2 separate regions of the Homo sapiens genome follow, and region 1 is linked to region 2. A link is an interaction called in ENCODE POLR2A ChIA-PET data of the cell type or tissue named here. Cell type or tissue: GM12878. All regions are shown on one strand. Each heading gives the region's core, and the rest is flanking DNA. Links, peaks and the distances in the headings are about the cores only.

What was found. ChIA-PET counts read pairs that join two places held together with the same protein. Peaks named below come from ENCODE experiments on the same cell type or tissue, not always from the same donor. Only the 100,000 strongest peaks of a DNase experiment are listed, where the experiment ranks them.
Region 1: POLR2A ChIA-PET joins it to region 2 with 5 read pairs; 2 of 35 experiments call an interaction of 5 or more read pairs at or near these places.

Annotation. Positions count from the first base shown.
Region 1 is chr5:131,283,563-131,291,109 of GRCh38, forward strand. All of the region lies in intron 1 of CDC42SE2 (CDC42 small effector 2), which reads left to right. Among named protein-coding and RNA genes, the nearest start is that of CDC42SE2, 23 kb to the left of the region's middle. RefSeq lists an enhancer at 5,707-5,766. In GM12878, for the core only: no CTCF peak of the experiment used is centred there; no DNase peak of the experiment used is centred there; H3K4me3 peaks cover 122 bases; H3K27ac peaks cover 1,217 bases.
Region 2 is chr5:131,141,495-131,149,041 of GRCh38, forward strand. No RefSeq gene overlaps it. Among named protein-coding and RNA genes, the nearest start is that of HINT1, 20 kb to the right of the region's middle. In GM12878, for the core only: no CTCF peak of the experiment used is centred there; no DNase peak of the experiment used is centred there.

The DNA.
Region 1 (7,547 bases), core at 1,543-5,542, 140 kb after region 2:
GGCCCACTGCAACCTCTGCCTCCTGGGTTCAAGTGATTCTCCTGCCTCAGCCTCCCAAGTAACTGGGATTGCAGGCCTGTGCCACCATGCCTGGCTAATTTTGTATTTTTAATGGAGACGAGGTTTCTCCATGTTGTTCAGGCTGGTCTTGAACTCCCGACCTCAGGTGATCCGCCCATCTCGGCCTGCCAAAGTGCTGGGATTACAGGTGTGAGCCACTGCGCCAGGCCCATCATTCTCTTTTATGGCTGAATATTATTCTGTTGAATGCTTATACAGTATTTTATTTGTCCATTTATCAGTGAATGGACGTTGGGTTGTTTGCACATTTCAGTTATGAATAATGCTGCTATAAATATGAACATTCATGTACAAGTTTTTGCATGGATTTGTTTTAATTTATCTTGGGTATATATACCTAGGAGTAGAGTTGCTGGGTTGTATGGTAACTCTGTGTTTAATATTTTGCAGAACTGCTAGTCTGTTTTCTAAAGTGGCTGCATAGTTTTACGTTTCCATCAGCCGTGTAGGAAATATGTGGCCTTTTGTAATTGGCTTCTTTCACTTAGCATAATATGTTCAAGGTTTATCCATGTTGTGGTATGTATCAGTACTTCATTCCTTTTAATGGCTGAATAATGTCCCATTGCATGGATATAACACATTTATCCTTCAGAAAGCTTTTTATCCAAAAGTATTCAGTGAAGCATTAGTTATAATTTTAAAAAATTGAAAATTACCTTAATTTTTAACAAAAAAGAGTCGTTAAATTAGGTACATCTGCATATATCTTTTATTAGTAATTCATTGTAAAGGATTTCAAAGGAAAACAATTGTTAGAGTGCTAAAGTAGGATACAAAATTGTACGTGTACAACTGTTCAGTGTACCTGGTTTTGGGGGATGGTTATTAATTTCTTTATTTTTAATTTTCTTAGTCTCCTCTGTTGCCCAGGATGGAGTGCAGTAGTGTGATCATACTTGGTGTAACCTCGAACTCCAGGGCTCAAGTAAGCCTCGCACCTCAGCCTCCTGAGTAGTTAGGACTACAGGCACATGTCATCATGCCCAGCTAATTTAAAAATTTTTTTTGGTAGAGATAGGGTCTTGCTCTGTTGCCCAGGTTGGTTGTGAACTCCTGGGCTCAAGCAATCCTGTGCCTTAGCCTCCTAAAGCACTGTGATTACAGATGTAAGCTACTGGGCCCAGCCCCCAATTTAAAAATGTTTCTATATTTTCCACACTTTTTACAATGATCATATATTCCTTTTATAATCAAAGTAAAAGAATAGTTTTTTTAAATGATAATAGAGGTTGCCTATGGTGGTGTGCGCTTTAGTCCCAGCTACATGGGAGGCTGAGGTGAGAGGATTGCTTGAGCCAAAGGACTTGAGTCTAGCCTGGACAACATAATGAGACCCTATCTCTAAAAAAACAAAACCCAGACCAGGCACAGTGGCTCATTCCTGTAATCCCAGCACTTTGGGAGGACAAGGTGGGAGGATTGCTTGAGCCCTGGAGTTTGAGACCAGCTTGGACAACATAAAAAAACCCTGTCTCTGAAAAAAAAAAAAAATTGCCTGGTGAGGTGGTATACACCTTTGTCCCAGCAACTCAGGAGGCTGAGACAGGAAGATCTCTGGAGCCTGGAAGGTTGAGGCTGTAGTGAGCTCGGGTTGTGCTCCAGCCTGGGTGACAGAGTGAGACCCTGTTGCTCCCCCCGCCCCAAAATAAAACCCAAAACCGTAAAACCAACAGTAGCTGTATCTTTGTATGTTACTGATATAAATTTATTCAGCCAAGAAAAGCAGGATCATCAGTGTAAGGAGTGTTAATATTCTATATTGATTCATGATTAGCATATATTATAAATAAAATAATTTCTGACTATGGCTAAGAGAACTTTTAATTTTTCACATGGACCTAAGCATTTCAATTTATAATAGCAGTGTAGAATAATTCTTGTGTATTTGACTTCTGAAATGAGGGAGAGGAAAAATACAGGCAATGCATATTTTAAGCATAATGAACAGTATTGTTTCTTTCAGAGCTCCTTGCAAGAAACAAACTCTATTCTAGGATTTTTAGGCAGAAAGATATCTTATGGTAGGCAATTTGGTACTTACAAAATCATTGCATGGTCTGGAAGAGCTGGAATCAGAGGGTTATCACTAGATTAATATATTCAAGAACATAAGCCCATAGCTGTGACTGAGAGGTCAGGAAACAAACTGGTAAGTAGTCATAGGAACACTGAATCTGGTACCACAGCTTCTTCCAGTTGCCTTTATATCTGGTGAGTAGAGTTAGGCTATCACAATTGTTTCTAAACCTTCTTTGTGTCATTGCTCACCACTTAAATCAGCAACAGAAAGATAGCTTCCATTATCACTTCTGCTTTACAAATCTCATAAGAGGCTGTCTAACTAGCAGAACCTTGTTTGCATTTCCAATACTAACTGTAAAGGAAAGTCTGGGAAATGTAGCTTTTTTTTTTTTTTTTTGGTTGGGGGGACAGGGTCTCACTGTGTCACCCATGCTGGAGTGCAGTGACATGATCTTGGCTCACTGCAGCCTCAACCTCCTGGGCTCAAGCAATCCTCCTGGGCCCAAGCAGTCCTCCCCGGCTCAAGAGGTCCTCCTTAGTAGCTGGGACTATAGGTGCTCATCACCACACCCAGCTAATTAAAAAAATTGTTTTTTGTGGAGATGGGATCTCACTGTATTGCCCAGTCTGGTCTTGAACTCCTGGGCTTAAGTGATCCTCCTGCCTTGGCCTCTCAAAATGCTGGGATTATAGGCATGAGCAAATGCACCTGGCCAGTTTTTTTTTTTTTTTTTTTTTTTAAATAAAGCATTCCTGCCCTTGACGTACAAGAAGGCACGTATAGGGAGTGGTGAGAGGGAATGAATGCCAACTATTTCATGACTAGCCTTCAGAAGCCTCTGTTTACTAGGTAATAAGGCTTTATACTCAGCGTACAGTTGACCCTTGAACAACATGGGTTTGAACCGTGCAATTCCACTTACATGTAGGCTTTCTTTAGCCTCTGCCACCCCTGAGACAGCGAGACCAACCCCTCCTTTTCCTCCTTCTCTTCAGTCTACTCAACTTGAAGATGATAAGGATGAAGACTTTATGATGATCTACTCCACTTAATGAATAGTAATTATATTTTCTCTTCTTTATGATTTTCTTAACATTTTCTTTTCTCTAGCTTAATTTATTGTAATAATACAATATATAATACATATACTAGATACATGTTAATGGACTGTTTCTGTTAATGTAAGGCTCCTGGTCAGCAGTAGGCTATTAACTTTTGGGAGTCAAAAGTTACTTGCAGATTTTTGATGGAGTGAGGGGCTGACAGGTTGCCGGGACCATAATCCCTGTGTAGTTCATGGGTCAACTGTATTTTATTTACTATTTTATTCTATTTTATTTTTTTAGATGGAGTTTTGCTCTGTCGCCCAGGCTGGAGTGCAGTGGCGCAATCTTGGCTGACTGCAACCTCTGCCTCCTGGGTTCAAGCGATTCTCGTGCCTCAGTCTCCCAAGTAGCTGGGATTATAGGGGCCCGCCACCATGCCCAGCTAATTTTTGTATTTTTAGTAGAGACTGGGTTTCACCATGTTGGCCATGCTGGTCTCAAACTCCTGACCTCAGGTAATCCACCCGCCTTGGCCTCCCAAAGTGCTGGGATTACAGGCGTGAGTCACCTCGCCCGGCCTTGGGTCAGCTGTATTTTAAAGGTGGTAAGGTTAACAATATTCAACTTAGATTTGATTTGTTCAGAAATTTTTCTTTTCTTTTAATCTGAACCATTGATGTTCTATTTTCATAATGTGTCAGTTGTAGTGTTTCATTGGAAGTAAATGGATGTTTGTAGAATTTTTTTTCTTTTTCTTTTTTTTTTTTGAGACAGGATCTCACTCTGATGCCCAGGCGAGTGCAGTGGCACGATCATGTCTCACTGCAGCCTCAACTTCCTGCGGTCAGGTGATTCTCCCACCTCAGCCTCCCAAGTCGGTGGGACTATAGGTGTGTGCCACCATGCCCAGCTTTTTTTTCTTTTTTTTTGCATTTTTTTGTAGAGATGGGGCTCCGCCATGTTGCCCAGGCTGGTCTCGAACTACTAGGTTCCAGTGATCCGCCCTCTTCGGCCTCCCAAAGTGTTGGAATTACAGGTGTGAAGCACCATATCCTACCGAAATTTTCTTTGTAGTGTGTTTCTCTTTGGATTGAATAGGTAAAATATTGCCAATAGATGTAAAAGTCTCCATACTTTTTTCCCTAATAGTTGGGCTTTTATAGAATTGAATTAATATGTAATTTTTTTTCTTTTATTATTTGATTATTTTACCTCCATTTATTATTTTGTCAAAAATGGGAGAAGTGGCCGGGCGTGGTGGCTCACACCCATAATCCCAGCACTTTGAGAAACGGAGGCAGGTGGATCGCATGAGCCCAGGAGTTTGAGACCGGCCTGGGCAAAATAGTGAGACTCTATCTCTATCAAAAAAGTAAATAAATAAATTAGCTTGGCATGGTGGTCCCAGCTACTTAGAAGGATTGCTTAAGCCCCGGAGGTTGAGGCTACAGTGGGTCATGATCATCCCACTACACTCCAGCCTGGGTGACAGAGGGAGACCCTGCCTCAAAAAAAAAAAAAATTGTGGTAATGTTTAAAAATAGTATGTGAACTAGTAAATGCAACTTTTCCTCTTATAATGTGGAATCAAGATGTTACACTTTTTAGTTCCTGATAAAATAAAGTTTTGAGAATGCTAGAAGATACTTAAGTGTAATTTTTTTATCTGAAGATATTTCTACCTCCCAAGTTTCATGAAATATCAGCCTATTGAGTAGTTTCAGTATGGTGAGTGTCTCATTAAAAAGCCATATGCTAAATAACTTCCAAATACTGTAATTTCGATTCCTTTTTTTTTAGAGAGAGCCTCACTCTATGGTCCAGGCTGAAGTGCAGTGGTGCAGTCATACCTCACTACAGCCCCAAACCCCTGGCTTCAGATGATCCTTCTGCCTCAGTATCTGAGATAGCTGGGAATATAGGTTTGAGCCACTGGGCCTGGTAGATTCTTCACTAAGTATTTGAGAGCAAATTAGGGATTTTTAGCTTCTGGTACCATTTGTTGCTTGCAACAGAAAGTTAGGTTGACCTGGAAACTTAACTGCTTTAGAGATACCTACTGACTACTTTGGCAAGGACCTGGAAACTTAACTGCTTTAGAGATGCTATTGACTACTTTGGAGGAGCAAGGAATGAGGCTTTGGTATAGACATTTTCAGGCACTGAAATTTAAGGGTTGTTGTTGTTCCTTCTACCCCCACCACTTTTCAAATTGATTACTTTTCTTTGATCAGTATTATTTATTAATAGTATTCTGTGTCAGCAAGTTAGGGTAATTGTTAAATGTTTTGGCTCCTGTATTCTATACATTTTTTTTGTAAAAACTGCTTAATACATTTTAGAGCTGACATTAATGTTTTTCATCATAAGTTTAAAAGGTTGCAAAAGATTTAGTTTCTGGTGTATTGTCTGTTGTATATGTTTTTACATAATGTATTGACTAAGATCTTGACCTTAAAGTGATTTTGGTTATTCACTTTAATGGGAAGTACTGCTATAAAATCTAATTGCTGGTCCTCATAGTCAAACCAGCCAAATGGAGTATGTTTTCTCATCAGAAGTGGTTTTATTTTTAATTCTAAGAAACACATCGGTACCTGCACTCAGTGACTTTCACTTTCTACTTCTAAGACAGGTTGATAAAGCAAGGAGTCATGTCAAGAGTTTGTAGCATAGGCCGGGTGCAGTGGCTCACGCCTGTAATCCCAGCACTTTGGGAGGCCGAGGCGGGTGAATCACGAGGTCAGGAGATCGAGACCATCCTGGCGAACATGGTGAAACCCTGTCTCTACTAAAAAATACAAAAAATTAGCTGGGCGTGGTGGCACGCGCCTGTAGTCCCAGCTACTCTGGAGGCTGAGGCAGGAGAATGGCATGAACCCAGGAGGCAGAGCTTGCAGTGAGCTGAGATCGCACCACTGCACTCCAGCCTGGGTGACAGAGCGAGACTCTGTCTCAAAAAAAAAAAAAAGAGTTTGTAGCATAAGGCATCATTTCTTTCAGTATTTCTTGTTTTGCTCACATGAGACTTTTCCCCAGTCTCTCCCAATTGTCCTTTTGGTGCATTGGAGATTTCTTGAGGTAAGGAACATGTTAAAACTTGAGATGAATAAGAGAAATGACTTTTTTTTTTTCCTTCTTAGAAACAGGGACTCGCTCTGTCACCTAAGCTGTAGTAGAGTGGCACAGTCATAACTCACTACTGCAGCCTCAAACTCCTGGGCTCAAGTAGTCCTTTTGCCTCAGCCTTTTGAGTAGCTAGGATCACAGGTGCGTGCCACCATTCTTGGCTAATTATTTTATTTTACTTTTGTAGAGACAGGGTCTCACTATGTTGCCCAGGCTGGTCTTCACCTCCTGGCCTAAAGTGATCCTCCTGCCTCCACCTCCCAAAGTGCTACGATTATAGGTGTGAGCTACTGTGTCTGGCCTTGACTTTCTTTTATAACATAGAAGAGCTATTGTGAAAGGAAAGATGGAAGAGACAAGGAATCGTGCTTGGATACGTCAATTTTAGAAGAGCACAAAAGGCAGTTGGTGATCTGAAAATTGATTTCCTTAAAATTGTCTAGACCTGTGTACCCCCTGGAAAGTATCAAACCTTATACTGGGTTGAGGACTCTTGAGTTAAGGGAACAGCTTATCTTCTGCCTTAATTGGTATCGTGTATTTATCTTTTGAAGTAAATTATTTCACTTTTTAATTTTACCTTGAAAGTTTTGAGAAACTGTATAACTGGCTGCTTCTTTTTTCTTTCTTTTTTTTTTTTTGTTTTTTTTTTTTTTGAGACAGGGTATGGCTCTGTCGCCCAGGCTGGAGTGCAGTGGCGCGGGGTCAATGGCAGCCTCCACCTCCCAGGGCTCAAATGATCCTCCCATCTCAGACTCCTGAGTAGCAGAGACTACAGGCTGGCACCAGGCTGGCTGGTTAATTTTTGTATTTTTAGTAGAGACGGGATTTGGCCATGTTGCCCAGGCTGATCTCAAACTCCTGGGCTCAAGTGATCTGCACACCTCGTCCTCCCAGAGTGGTAGGATTATAGGCATGAGCCACCATGCCTGGCCATAACTGACTTTTATGATGAAACCAGCGTAGTTTTTATAGTACTTTACAGGCCAGCGAACATAGTAATTAGAACCTCATGGAAGTGATTGCCAAAATATAAAAATTAGAAAAAAAGAAAACTGTATCTTTGTCTTTTACTCCATACCAAGGTAAATTCTTGATTTTTCCCAGAGTTCAAGATAAAAAAGGAAAACCTTAAAAATACTAGGAGAAAACATCGGTCAATATAAAAACTCTTGGGTATGGGGAGGGCTTTCACAAGAAGCCTTATAGAGAAATATTTATAAGTGTGCCTGATTTGTAAGTAAGATTGTTCTGTGGTCTGTAGT
Region 2 (7,547 bases), core at 1,808-5,807:
AGGCTGAGGCAGGAGAATCGCTTGAACCCAGGAGGCGTAGTTTGCAGTAAGCTGAGATCATGTCACTGCACTCCAGCCTCGGCGACAGAGCGAGATTCCATCTCAAAAAAAAAAAGAAAAAGAAAAGAAAATGGGCAAAAGGGCCAGGCGCAGTGGCTCATGCCTGTAATCCCAGCACTTTGGGAGGCCGAGGCAGGCGGATCACCTGAGGTCAGGAGTTCAAGACCAGCCTGGCCAACATGGTGAAACACTGTCTCTACTAAAAATACAAAAATTAACTGAGCGTGGTGGCAGGCGCCTGTAACTCTAGCTACTCAGGAGGCTGAGGCAGGAGAAATGCTTGAACCTGGGAGGTGGAGGTTGCAGTGAGCCGAGATTGCGCCACTGCATTGCAGCCTGGGTGACAGAGGGACACTCCATCTCAAAAAAAAAAAAAAAAAAAAAAAAAAGCCACTAACTATGAGAATGGCCAAAAATCAAAACACCTACACCACCAAATGCTGGTGAGGATGAGGAGCATCAGGAACTCTCATTCATTGCTGCTGAGAATACAAAATGGTACAGCCCCTTTGGAGGACAACTTGGCAGTTTCTTACAAAACTAAACCTACTTTTACAAAAAACAATGCAGCAATCATGCTCCTAGGTGCTTACTTAAATCATTTGAAAACTTATGCCCACAGAAAAACCTGCACATAGATTTTTATAGCAGCTTTATTCATAATTGACAAAATCTGGAAGCAAACCAAGATGTCCTTCAGGAGGTGAATGAATAAATAAAATGTGATACATCCAGACAATGGAATATTATTCAGTGCTAAAAAGAAATGAGCATCAAAACACAAAAAGACCTGGAAGAATTTTAAATGCATATTGCTAAGTGAAAGAAGCCAACTGAAAAGGGTATATCATTTTTAACTCCAGTTACTTGACATTCTGGAAAAGGCAAAACTATGTATGGAGACAGTAAAAAGATGAGTGGTTGCCAAGAGTTAGTGGGGAGGAAGGAATGAAAAAGTAGAGCCTAGAGGATTTTTAGGACAGTGAAACTGTTCTGTATGATACTATAACATGTCATTATATTTTGTCAAAACCCATACAACACCAGCAGTAAACTGTAACATTAAACTATGGACTTTGGGTGGTAATGATGTGTCAATGTAGCTTCATGGATTATAAGAAAGTACCAATTTGGTGCAGAATGTTGATAGTGGTGGAGGATGTACATAAAGTCCAGGAGAGGTATGTAGGAACTGTCTGTACTTTCCAGTCAATTTTGCTGTGAATCTAAAACTGCTCTAAAAAATAAAGGTTATTTTTTAAAAATTCATATAGAAATGCCAGTCAAGTAATCTTTAAAGGCTATATTTTAAAATTCATATAGAAATGCAAGTCAAGTAATCTTTAAAGGTTATTTTTTAAAATTCATATAGAAATGCAAGTAATCTTTAAAAAGAACAACGTTGGAGGACTCACACTTCTCAGTTTCAAAACTTAAGACTACAGGAATTAAGACATTGTGGTATGGACATAAGTATAAACACACAGGTCAACAAAATAGAAAGGAGATTCCACAATTAAAGCCTCGCATTTATAAAGTCAGTTGATTTTGACAAGGGTGCCAAGACAATAGGGAAAAAATAGTCTTTTCAAATGATACTGAAACAACTGGACAGCCACATGCAAAACAATGAAGTCAAACCTCAAGCAACATACAAAGACTTAACTCATAATGGATCAAAGATGTACATTTAAGACTTAAGATTATAAAAGGTTTTGAAGAAAATATAGGTATAAAACTCTGTGATCTTAAACTCTGTGATTAAGCAATGGTTTCTTAGATATGATACCAAAAGCTGGTGAGATTGTAAAGTGGCTCAGCCACTTTGGGAAGGTTTAGCAGTTCCTCAAAACGTTAAATGCAGAGTAACCATATGACCAATTGAGTAACCATAAAAGCAAGTCCACTCCTAGGCATACAACTAAGAGAAATGAAAACATATATCCACACAAAAAATTGCCCACGAATGTTCATAGCATCATACATAATAGCTGAATGTGAAACAACCCAAAAGTCCCTCAACTGATGAATAGATAAACAAAATGTGGCATATCTAAACAACAGAATATTATTTAGCAAGAAAAAAGAATGAAGTTACTGATATCACATCATGGATGCTAAATGAAAGAAGCCAGTCACAAAAGACCATATATCCTGCATTATTTCATTTATATAAAATATTCAGGATAGACAAATCCATTAAAACAGAACCATCATTCTCAGCAAACTAACACAGGAACAGAAAACCAGACACCACATGTTCTCACTGATAAGTGGGAGTTGAACAATGAGAACATATGGGCACAGGGAGGGGAACATCACACACTGGGTTGAGGGCAAGGGGAGGGATGGCATTAGGAAAAATACCTAATGTAGATGATGGGTTGATGGATGCAGAAATCACCATGGCACATGTATACCTACGTAACAAACCTGCATGTTCTGCACATGTATCCCGGAACTTGAAGTATAATAAAAAAAATTTTTTTTAAAACAGAAAACAGATTAGTGATTGCCTAGGGCTGGGGATAGGTGGGTTTGAGAGGAAATGGGGAGTGACTCTCTATGGGTAAGTTGCAGAAATCTCTAAACTTCATTTTATCCCTAAATACTTAGTCACGCATCCCCTAAGAATAAAGACATTCTCCTATAAAACCACAACCAATTATCTACCCAGGAAAATTAACAAATAAATAATGTCATCTAATACACAATTTATATTCAAATATCCCTAACTGTCCCAGAAATGTCTTTTATTAGCTTGTATAGCTGTTTTTTAATCCAAGATTTGATCATTATTAGTACATTGCATTACATTAAGTCTCTTTTGCCTCTTTTAATCTAGAACAGTTCTCACACCTTTTGGTAGTAGTGTTTGTTGTTTATGAGGTTGGTATTGGTGGTGATACTGATATTTCTCATGATATTGACTTTTTGTTTTAAGAGTTCAGCCCAATGTTCTTATAAAATGCCCCACATTCTGGATTTGAAGGTTTATTAATATCTGACTGTTTCCCCATTACTAGATTCAGATTAAACATTCCTGGCAAGAATAATACCTAGATGATGTTGTGTATTTTATTGTACCACCATTAGTGATGCTGTTTTTGTTAACATATTTAATGTGCTATCAGACCTCTTCATCATAAATGAAGTATATCTTTCCCCTTTGCAATTAATAAATTACTTGGAAGTGATACTTTGAGACCATGTCCCCCCAATTTTTCACCCAATGGTATTAGCATGCATTGATAGTCCTTGCCTGAATCAATTTTTATGTTGTGAGTTGAAAAATAGTTATTTTTTGCAAATCAAAACCACAATGAGATATCATCTCACTCCAGTTAGAATGGCGATCAATAAAAAGTCAGGAAACAACAGATGCTGTAGAGGATGTGGAGAAATAGGAATGCTTTTACAGTGTTGGTAGGAGTGTAAATTAGTTCAACCATTGTGGAAGACAGTGTGGCGATTCCTCAAGGATCTAGAACTAGAAATACCATTTGACCAAGTGATCCCATTACTGGGTATATGCCCAAAGGATTATAAATCATGCTAATATAAAGACACATGCACACGTATGTTTATTGTGGCACTATTCACAATAGCAAAGACTTGGAACCAACCCAAATGTCCATCAATGATAGACTGGATTAAGAAAATGCAGCACATATACACCATGGAATACTATGCAGCCATAAAAAAAGAATGGGTTCATGTCTTTTGCAGGGACATGGATGAAGCTGGAAACCATCATCCTCAGCAAACTATCACAAGGACAGAAAACCAAACACCACATGGTCTCACTCATAGGTGGGAATTGAACAATGATGGACAGAGGGCAGGGAACATCACACACCGGGGCCTGTCGGAGGGGGGTCTGGGGGAGGGATAGCATTAGGAGAAATACCTAATGCAAATGATGGTTGATGGGTGCAGCAAACCAACATGGCACATGTATACCTATGTAACAAACCTGCACATTGTGCACATGTACCCTTGAACTTAAAGTATAATTTTAAAAAAAAGAAGAGAAAAATAGTTATTTTTTTTCATTTGATCATTTCTTCTATGTTTACTAGTTGGAACTTTATTTTTTAAAAAAAGCATTTCTCTCTTTCATACCAATATAGATTTACAGATTTATGTCTTTGTGTATTATGACCATTATTAATTTCTTTCTCTTTTTGAGACAGGGTCTCACTCTGTCACCCAGTCTAGAGTGCAGTGGTCCGATTTCGGCTCACTACAACCTCCGCCTCTTGGGCTCAAGCCATCCTCCGGCCTCAGCTCCCCAAGTAGCTGGGATTACAGGCGTATGCCAGCACGCCTGGCTAATTTTTGTATTTTTAGTACAGACAGGGTTTTACCATGTTACCCAGGCTGGTGTCAAACTCCTGAGGTCAAGCAATCCACCCACTTCAGCTTCCCAAAGTGCTGGGATTAAAAGCCACTGTGCCCAGGCCATTATTAATCATTATTATGCTCATGTTGTCCCGAATTTGGCCAAAGGGAACCCCTTCAACCTAACTCCTATGTCTTTTTGACATAACCTCTCAGTCTTTGAGCACTTCCACTTCCCAGGCTACAACCACAGCAAGACACTCCATACTCACCTTGAACTTTCCCTGCCCCACACCTGCAATCAGCCATTTCTTTCACAGAAACCTGATGCCTTCTAGTAGAGAACGGTATTTAAAAACCAAGAGCTGAGTGTTATGTAGCATTTATTGTGACTAGGCCTTGACAGTAAAGAGAGCTAGATTTTCTTTTTTCAAAAAAAGTCATCAGCATAGACATACTTCTGAACTTTACAGGGGTTCTTTATCAACTTTTCCATCCCACGTGTTTATCTCCCTTCTTCCATAATGAAAACCTTGATTCCCATTCAAACCAATATCTTTACTCATACTATACAGACAAAAAATAATTTCACCATTACAACAACAACAAGTTTATGAGATAAAATTCAAAATTTCTTTGCATTTGTTCCTTGTCCTTAGAATTTGTCCTAGTAAGGATACAGGGTCAGTGTGCTGTGTTCAGAAGAAACTTGGATTATATTTTCTGTGTGTTTATGTTTTTAATATTTATCCACTGTTTACTTCATTTGGTTCTCTTCGTGTTTGATTTTAGGGTCTGCTTTTCTATCTTCTTTATTTACTTTTAGATTATTAACTCCTGGATATTTCCAGTCTTTCTTCATCCCTATCCATAATAGAAGGCTCATGCCTGTAGTCCAAGCACTTTGGGAGGCTGAGGCAAGCAGATCACTTGAGGTCAGGAGTTCAAGACCAGCCTGGCCAACATGGTGAAACCCTGTCTCTACTAAAAATACAAAAATTAGCCAGGCATGGTGGCACACACCTGTAATCCCAGCTACTCAGGAGGCTGAGGCACAAGAATCACTTGAACCTGAGAGGTGGAGGCTGCAATGAGCCAAGGTCATGCCACTGCACTCCAGCCTGGGCGACAGAGTGAGCCTCTGTCTCAAAAATAATAATAATAATAGTAATAATAATAATAATAATAAGAGAAGGTGCTAGTTTTGCCTGGCAATTTTTCTTTTTAAAGTTCTAAGGATGGTCCCAAAGTACCATTTAGGATCTCTTCGGATCTTCTAATATACAATTATAAAGAAAGAGGGAGAGAAATAAATGCAAGAGGTGCATGGAAGGAAGTTAATAAGGTATGAGAGAGTTCCCTTTCCATTTAAAGAGAGAGGCACAGGCATAGCTGTAGTATATAAGACAAGTAATTAAGAAAGGATCTTCAAGCAACCAAAAATAGCTTCCACACAAGAGAAAAGGACACTTCAGCTGAAAAGGGAGGCTCAGTAGGTTGGGAATTTGAGGTAGTCTGAGTCAGCCAAATTCTCCAACTTAGCTCATTCTAAATATTTAGATACTGCTCTTTCTTGATCAACATCCTGGCTTCCTCATAAGAGACTATATATAAGTCCATGAATTAAACCAATAAAATTTGGCAACCCTGAGGATCAAACACTGTGTCTGGCCTACAGTTGCTTCAGTTCTTCAGCTGCAAGAGCCTATGTCTTGCTAAATCTCTTACAGATCTTTGTAGCAGAGCCACAGAAGTTCCCTGGGTTTCTCTGATAACTTGAGCTAATAATTTAGAAATCTTGCCTTTTTTTTTTCTCCCCCAGGCTGTAGTACAATGGCCCCAACTCAGCTGACTGCAACCTCTGCCGCCCAGGTTCAAGTGATTCTCGTGCCTCAGCCTCCCGAGTAGCTGGGACTACAGGCACCCACTATCAAACCCAGCTAATTTTTGTATTTTTAGTAGAAACTGGGTTTCGCTATATTGGCCAGGCTGTCTCGAACTCCTGACCTCAAGTGATCCACCCACCTCGGCCTCCCAAAGTGCTGGGATTACAGGTGTGAGACACGGCACCCAGCCTTGTTATTACTTTTTAAGATGTTCAGCAATATTAGAAGCAGTCACAACACCTGCACAACCCTCAAATTCCATGCCTACCCTTTATGTGATCCTATGGCAATAGGATTTGGAAACCCAAAGCCTTGCCTTCAATTGGCATGTCACTGCAGGTGATCAAATAAATGATTTAATTAGCTATTTTGAGCCAAGTGTGATGGCATGGGCCTATCATCCCAACTACTTGGGAGGCTGAGTTGGAAGGGTCACTTGAGCCTGGGAGTTCAAGGCTGCAGTGAGCTATAATCCCCACTGCACTCCAGCCTGGGTGACAGAGGGAGACCTTGTCGCAAAAAAAAAAAAAAAAAAAAAAAAAAAACATATTTTGTTACTATTTGCCAAGGGCTGTGAAAATCCAATTCCTTAATGTTAGCTGGGTTCTCCTTGCCTCCATCCCAAACCAGGCCAATTAACCAACCCCAAGCTCTCCACCTACCCTTTCCCTATTGCCTGCAATCGCTTCTGCTAAGAATTTCTCCATCGGCTAATTTCTTGAAACTAATGAATGGCTCACAGATAAACTGGGAAAATAGGCAGGAATAAAGAGAAGCTATGCAGATAACTTCACAAACAAAAATAGAACCAGAGGCCAGGCATGGTGGCTCACACCTGTAATCCCAGCATTTTGGGAGGCCGAGGCAGGTGGATCACCTGAGATCAGGAGTTCGAGACCAGCCTGACCAACATGGAGAAACCCCATCTCTACTAAAAATACAAAATTAGCTGGGCATGGTGGCACATGCCTGTAATCCCAGCTACTCAGGAGGTTGAGGCAAGAGAATCACTTGAACCTGGGAGGCGGAGGTTGCAGTGAGCCAATATCGCACCATTGCACTCCAGTGTGGGCAACAAGAGCGAAACTCTGTCTCAAAACAAACAAACAAACAAAAACCAAAACATAGAACCAGAGAGCCAGTCTACTGGTATGCTGCTACCACTGCCACTGAACACAGGAACTGCAGTTTGCACTGTTGTCATCCCTGGTATTCAACATTGGATCCAAGGGTTGGCAACACAGACACTGTTGTGCT